Linked DNA regions of Homo sapiens: region 2 is linked to region 1. Evidence: read pairs that join two places in POLR2A ChIA-PET (ENCODE). Cell type or tissue: PC-3. All regions are shown on one strand. Links, peaks and the distances in the headings refer to the core of each region. The heading gives the core; the rest is flanking DNA.

Region 1 (2,500 bases), core at 1-2,500:
CTCCCACCCTCTGGAAAGCATTCCCCAGTGATCCAGCCCCACGGCCGCGCTGGAACATGCTGGCTGGACAGCTTACCTGGCCATAAGACTCCTGGCTTCTGCCCCTCTCCTCCATCTCTGCTCTTGGATTGTTATGAAATGCTCGCATGCAGGGGGCTGGCCCGGGGCTGCTGTATATAGTGTACCTGCTGTGTCCTGCACAAGGGTGCCAGGCAGGAGATGAACCCTGGGGCCAAAATCTAGCCTGTGTTCTGCTCACCCAGCACCGGGACCACGCTACATCAGCCTGAAGGAAGTAGGGCAACTTCTGTAAACTGGCTGCCCAGAGAGGCCTCTTGTGATTTGTGCGAAGGCACCAGGTATGCTCGGCCTCTCCCTACCCCCTGCCCCCCAGTCTGGGTGGCAAGCTCTTGGTGGGAAAGATGCCCTTTGCATAATGCCTGATGGGACGGTGCACGTTGGCGGTGGTTGAACGACGAATTCATGAAATCCAGGTTCACCGTGTGCTGACAAGTCTTCCCGAGGGAACTCGGAGCCAGGGGCCTCAGACTGCCTGCGGGCCCTGGGTGGCTGAGGAATGGGGCCCAGCTAGGGCTGGGGAGATGGTTCCAGTGAGGCAGGAGGACTGGGAGAAGCCATGGAGAAGTCTGAAGTTGAGTGTGAGAAATATTTTCAGGGCAGCAGCTGTGTGCCCAGCGCTGTGACGACTCCATGGAAGATATGAAGAGGGTAAGGCCCAGTCCCTTCCCTCCTGGGGGTCTGTGTCCCCCGCCGAGCTGCAACCCTTTGGGTGGTCCAGCTGGGCCCAGAAGGAGACAGGGAAGCACTTAGAGGGGCTCTTTTTCCTGGTGGGAAGAAGAGGGCTATCGCCACAGCAGCTGGACACATGGGCAAGCTAGGGAGAAAATGAGGGGCATTTCCTGGAGCCCTGAGAACCTCTCAGGGCCACCCCCACCCCGCCTCTGCCCCTGAGGTGGCCCGGGTGTGAGCCCAGTGCCCAGGCAGCTCGCTCTGGCTCTCTTGCCTGGCTCTCTTACCCTGCCAGGAGGGAACAAAGGCCGCGCAGGATCTCGAGGGGCCAGGGCTTGGCAGCCCGGCAGCCTAAAGGCTGGCTGCTCGGTGGAAAAGTGTTCACAGTGGACCAACACATGAGGGGGCTGGAGGGTGGAGGGGAGAGATGTGGCTCCTAGGAGTCTCTGGACCCTTTAGAAACTGAGGCAGCACCTACTTCAGGGCTGCCCTTGAGGGGGGACCGGGCTGCAGGCAAGGGCTGGGTGCCCCTCCCTGACATTAACCCCGACACGCAGAGCTCATGCCTCCCTCCGTCTCCCTGCCTGAAACAGGAATGCTGTGTTCCCTTGAGCTGTCTGGGAAGCAGGGCAGGGTGTGGTCTGGACAGGAGAGACTGCCCCAGGGCTCTACCTCCTCCCCACCCACAGCCTGGCAGGGTCATCCCCTGGGGTCTGTGTGCTGGGGAATCCAGTCCTTTCAGACCTAGGTGTGGCCATAGGAAGAGCTAGAGGCCCAGAGCCTCAGAGCACTGGGGATGTGACTCATGGCAGCCAGGTGGGGTGAGTGGGGTGCCTGGAGCTGACTGATGAGGGCAAAGAGGTTGGGTGGGTGCGCCAAGCAGACACAGCAGCAGGAGTGATCTTGAGACTCCTTGGGGACACGGGGGAGAGGGCTGGCTCTCGACCCTTTAGGATAGGCACCAGGGAATGTTGATGATGCCCTATCAGCGTGCCAGGCAACAAGAAGGTACAGATTCCAATCCAGGCTCTGGGCCCGTTGAACATGCTGTCCCTACTCGTCTCCCTATCTTAGGTCCCCAGGGGTTTGGCAGCCAAGGGCCTGCCTGGCCAGACAGGAGGAGAAAGGAGCAGAGCTCTGCAAGGGCCTTCCTCTGCCTTGCCAGCACCCAGATCCTCAGGGGAGACCAAGCCATCAGGGAAACACAGGGCATGTTAAGCTGAAGTGAGCTGCCCCTGCAGCCGCAGGAAGGAGCAGCCTCTGCGCTTTGGCCGGCAGCAGAGAGAGTTCTGGGAACGCCTTCCTCTCTTGGAGCTTTCTCCTAGATCCTTCCTATTCCTCTGGCTGCTCCCTTCCAGATGCCTTCAGAGCCTCTCCCTCTGTCTGCCTCTTAAGCGTTGGTGTTCCCTAGGCCCCCTCTGCCCTTCTTTGTTCTCTTTCCTCTTACATTTCTCAAACTGTTTAGGTGTCAGAACACCTGGAAGTCATAAGGAGTACCACGAAATATCAATATACTTAATTTCATGATTAGAGCTGGGAACAGTTTTATTAGCAGAAACTATGACGATTGTCTATGTATGCATAAAAAAAATTAAAAAAAAAAACCCAGCTATAGGCACACGCACGTGTCCGTGAAAAGCGCAAACTGTGGGATGAAGTATGATAGGCTGTTGCCACATTTTTCCGTTAATATTAATTTACGGCTTGTTCGTTTGTTTAATCGTGTGCTAGCAGACAAGTGGTAGCAGGC
Region 2 (4,812 bases), core at 1,255-3,754, 110 kb before region 1:
CTTTTTACTGCTGAGTAGTACAGGTTGAGTATTCTTCATCCAAAATGCTTGGGACCAGATGTGTGGTTTTGTGGTTTTTTTCTCTCCAAACGTGGTATAGGAATGTTTTGTTGTTTTTGAGACAGGGCCTTGCTCTGTCACCTAGGCTGGAATGCAGTGGCAGGATCATGGCTCACTGTAGCCTTGACCTGTTGGGCCCAAGCAATCCTTCCACCTCAGCCTCCCAAGTAGCTGGGACTACAAGTGTGCACCACCACGCTCGGTTAATTTTTTGATTTTTTGTTTTGTAGAGACAGTCTCATTATGTTAACCAAGCTGGTTTCTAACTCCTGGCCTCAAGCAATCCTCCTGCCTTGGCCTCCCAAGGTGCTGGGATTACAGGCATGAGCCACTATGTCTGCCTAGAAGTGTCTTGGATTTTGGATTTTTGGGGGTTTTGGAATATTGGCAATATACTTACTTACCACTTCAGCACCCTAGGCCAAAAATCTGAAACCCTAAATGCTTCAGTGAGCATTTCCTTTGAGTATCATGTAGGTACCCAAAATGTTTTGGATTTTGGAGCATTTTGGATTTCTGGTTTTTGGATTAGGGATTCTCTACGTATATTCTGTGGTCTGAATGTACCAGTTTGTTTAACTATTCATCTGTTAAAGGTCATCTGGGTTGTTTCCATTTGGGGGCTATGATGAATAAAGCTGCTATAAATATTCACTTACAGGTTTTTATGTGAACATAAATTTTCATTTCTCTAGTATGCAGTTGCTGAGATGTATTGGAGTTGTATGCTTAGTTTCTTTTAAATTGCCAAATTCTTTTCCAGAGTGGCTGTAGCATTTTACATTCCCACCAGCAATGTATGAATAATCCAGTTTCTTCACATCCTTGCTAACATTTAATGCTGTCATTATTTTTTATTTTAGCCATTGTGATAAGTGTGTAGTGGTATCTCATTGTGCTTTTAATTTGCATTTCTTAAATAGTTAATGCTATTGAACATCTTTTCATGTGCCTGTCTGTCATCTATGTATCCTTTGGTGAAATGTCTCTTCGTGTCTTTTGTCCATTTTCTTTTCTTTTCTTTTCTCTTTTCTTTTCTTTTCTTTCTTTCTTTTTTTCTTTTTTTTTTAGACATCCTTGCTCTTGCCCAGGCTGGTGTACAGTGGTGCTACCTTGACTCACTGCAACCAACCTCCTCTTCCCAGGTTCTGGCAATTCTCCTGTGTCAGCCTCCTGAGTAGCTGGGATTACAGGCAGGCACCACCACGCCTGGCTAATTTTTGTATATTTTGTAGAGACAGAGTTTTGCCATGTTGGCCAGGCAGGTCTCGAAATCCTGAGCTCAAGTGATCCACCCCCTTGGCCCCAAAAAGTGCTGGGATTACAGGCGTGAGCCACCACACCTGGCCCTTTTGCCCATTATCTAATGGGATTATTATTATTTATTTATTTATTTATTATTATTTTCTTTTTTTTGAGATGGAGTCTCGTTCTGACGCCCAAGCTAGAGTGCAATGGCACAATCTCAGCTCACTGCGACCTCCGCCTCCCATGTTCAAGCAATTCTCCTGCCTCAGCCTCCCAAGTAGCTGGGATTACAGGCATCTGCTATCATGCCTGGCTAGTTTTTTGTGTTTTTAGTAGAGATGGGGTTTTGCCCTGTTAGACAGGCTGGTCTCAAACTCCTGACCTCGGGTGATCCATCCACCTTGGCCTCCCAAAGTGCTAGGATTACAGGCATGAACCACCGTGCCCGGCCCATTTTGGCTTTTTACTGTTGACTTTTGAGAGTTCTGTATATATTCTATATGCTAGTCCTTTGTTAAACATATGGTCTGCAAATATTTTCTCCCCATCTGTAGCTTTTCTTTATTTCTTTTTGGAGACAGGGTATCACTCTGTCACCCATGATGGCGTGCAGTAGCATAGTCATGGCTCACTGCAGCCTTGACCTCTCCCGGCTTAGGTGATCTCCCATCTCAGCCTCCCAAGTTGCTGGGACTGTGGCATGTGCCACCACACCTGGCTAATTTTTATATTTTTTGTAGAGATGGGGCTTTGCCATGTTGCTCAGGCTGAGCTTTTCTTCTTATTCCCTTAACAGAGTTATTCACAGAGCACATGTTTTCAATTTTGATGAAATCCACTTTCTGAGGTGGGAGAATCACTTGAGCCCAGGAGTTCAAGACCGGCCTGGGCAACATAGTGAGACCTCATCTCTACAAAAAATTTATAAATTAGCTGGGTGTGGTGGCGTGCACCTTTAGTCCCAGCTACTGGGGAGTAGGGTGGAGAAGTGAGGTGGTAGGATAACAAGCCCAGGAGGTTGAGGCTGCAGTGAGCTGTGATCTTGCCACTACACTCCAGCCTGGGTGACAAAGTGAGACCCTGTCTCAAAAAAGAAAGAAAGAAATCCAGTGCATCCATTTTTTTCTTTTATGGTCAAACTGTTGGTGTCTAAGAAATCTTTGGTCTCAGATCCTGAAGATGTTCTCTTTTTTTCCCAAAAGTTTTTACAGTTTGAAAATGTGTATTTAGGGTCATGATCCATTTTTAGTTAATTTTAATAGATTTGGGTCAAGGTCCTCTTTTTTTTTTTTTTTTTTTTGCTTATACATGTCTTTACTCCAGCATCATTTGTTGGAAAGGTGATCTTTCATTTTCTATTACATTGCTTTTGTACCTTTATCAAAAAGCAGTTGGACATATTTGTGGGGGCTTATTTCATTAATCTGTGTACCTATCCCTCCTCCAGTACCACAGAATCTTGATTTCTGTAGCTCCCTCTTCTTTTCTTTTTTTTTTTTGAGGCAGGGTCTCACTCTGTCACCCAGGCTGAGTGCAGTGGTGCGATCATGATTCACTGCAGCCTTGGCCTCCTGGGTTCAAGTGATCCTCCTGCCTCAACCTCCCGAGTAGCTGGGACTACAGGCGTGCACCACCGTGCTTAGCTAATTTTTTATCTTTTTTGTAGGAATAGGGTCTCACTATGTTGCCCAGGGTGGTCTCGAACTCCTGGACTCAAGTAATCTTCCTGCTTTGGCCTTCCAAAGTGTTGGGATTACAGGCGTGAGCCAAGTCACACAGCCTGATTACTGTAGCTCTTATAATAAGTCTTGAAATTGGTAAGCTGACTCCACTTTATTCTTCTTTTTCAAAATTGTTTTAGTATTCTAGTTCCTTTGCCTTTCCATTTAAATTTTAGAATAATCTTAACTAAATCTATAAATAATCTTGCTGGAACTTTGATAAGAATTGTGTTAAACCTATATATCAATTTGGGGAAAATTGACATCTGTACTATGTTGGATCTTCCATAAACATGTCTCCATTTGTTTAGTTGTTTGTTGGTTTTTTTGTTTTATTTCTTCCAAGTTTTTTTCATTTTACTTAGGGTTTGCAGTGGTTAAGAATTTGTAACAAAAATAATTCCCCAAATTCATTTAAATTTCTCTATTTCTGTTTTTTCCTCTTTTTTTTTTTTTTAATAAAGAGACAGGGTTAGCTGGGCACCGTGGCTTACGCCTGTAATTCCAGCACTTTGGGAGGCCGAGGCGGGCAAATTACAAGGTGGGGAGTTTGAGACCAGCCTGGCCAATATGGTGAAACGCTGTCTCTACTAAAAATACAAAAATTAGCTGGGTGTAGTGGCGGGTGCCTGTAGTCCCAGCTACTCAGCTGAGGCAGGAGAATCGCTTGAACCCGACAGGCAGAGGTTGCAGTGAGCCGAGATCGTGCCACTGCATTCCAGCTTGGGTGACAGAGCGTGACTCTGTCTCAAAAAAAAAAAAAAAAAAAAAAAAGGAGAGAGACAGGGTCTCCCTTTGTCACACAGGCTAGAATGCAATGGTGTGGTCATAGCTCACTGTAGCCTTTACCTCCTGGGCAAAAGTGATCCTCTTGCCTTAGCTTCCTGAGTAGCTGGGACACAGGCATGAACCACCATGCCTGGCTAATTTTTATTTTTTGTAGAGATGGTCTTGCTATGTTGCTCAAGCTGGTCTTGAACTTCTTAAGGGATCCTTAAGGGATTCTCTGGCCTTGGCCTCCCAAAGTGCTGGGATTACACGTGTGAGCCACCGCACCTGGCCTCTCTTCCTCTTGATAGTGTTATTTATCCCTAGGAATTGGGAGGAAACCTAGCTTTCTAGGACCCACTGAGCAGATCTTTGTGCCCTGAAGAGCACCTTTAAATGTTAGATTCCAGCCGGGCGTGGTGGCTCACGCCTGTAATCCCAGCACTTTGGGAGGCCAAGGCGGGCGGATCAGGAGGTCAGGAGATCGAGACTATCCTGGCTAACACAGTGAAACCCCGTCTCCACTAAAAATACAAAAAAAAATTCTCTGGGCATGGTGGCGGGCACCTATAGTCCCAGCTACTCGGGAGGCTGAGGCAGGAGAATGGCATGAGCCCGGAAGGCAGAGCTTGCAGTGAGCCGAGATTGCGCCACTGCACTCCAGCCTGGGCGAAAGAGCGAGACTCCATCTCAAAAAAAATAAAAATAAAAAAATAAAATAAATAAATGTTAGATTCCATTGTCTTTGTTCCAGGAATGGTGGTTCCTTCTAAGACCAAAATTGTGTGCCACTTTTCTACTCTTGTATTGACCTGTGGGCAGCCGCACACCCTTCAAATAGTACCCCGAGATGAGTATGATAATCCCACCAACAATTCCATGTCCTTGAGAGATGAGCACAATTACACCTTGTCCATTCATGAGGTAAGCAGTCTCCCTTCTTTATCTGTGTGCTAGAGAGAGCTGGCTCCTTTCTCTGTTATTCTCACACCTAATTCACTTCGATCTCTCTTTC

The links. ChIA-PET counts read pairs that join two places held together with the same protein. Peaks named below come from ENCODE experiments on the same cell type or tissue, not always from the same donor. Only the 100,000 strongest peaks of a DNase experiment are listed, where the experiment ranks them.
Region 2: POLR2A ChIA-PET joins it to region 1 with 6 read pairs; 3 of 35 experiments call an interaction of 5 or more read pairs at or near these places.

The regions. Positions count from the first base shown.
Region 1 is chr14:74,565,925-74,568,424 of GRCh38, reverse strand. The region is part of intron 3 of LTBP2 (latent transforming growth factor beta binding protein 2); the gene reads left to right. Among named protein-coding and RNA genes, the nearest start is that of LTBP2, 45 kb to the left of the region's middle. In PC-3, for the core only: no CTCF peak of the experiment used is centred there; a DNase peak (open chromatin) is centred at 1,464; H3K27ac peaks cover 2,459 bases.
Region 2 is chr14:74,676,492-74,681,303 of GRCh38, reverse strand. It overlaps AREL1 (apoptosis resistant E3 ubiquitin protein ligase 1), which reads left to right. Exons shown (of 20, transcript NM_001039479.2): 6 at 4,552-4,721. Among named protein-coding and RNA genes, the nearest start is that of AREL1, 34 kb to the left of the region's middle. In PC-3, for the core only: no CTCF peak of the experiment used is centred there; no DNase peak of the experiment used is centred there.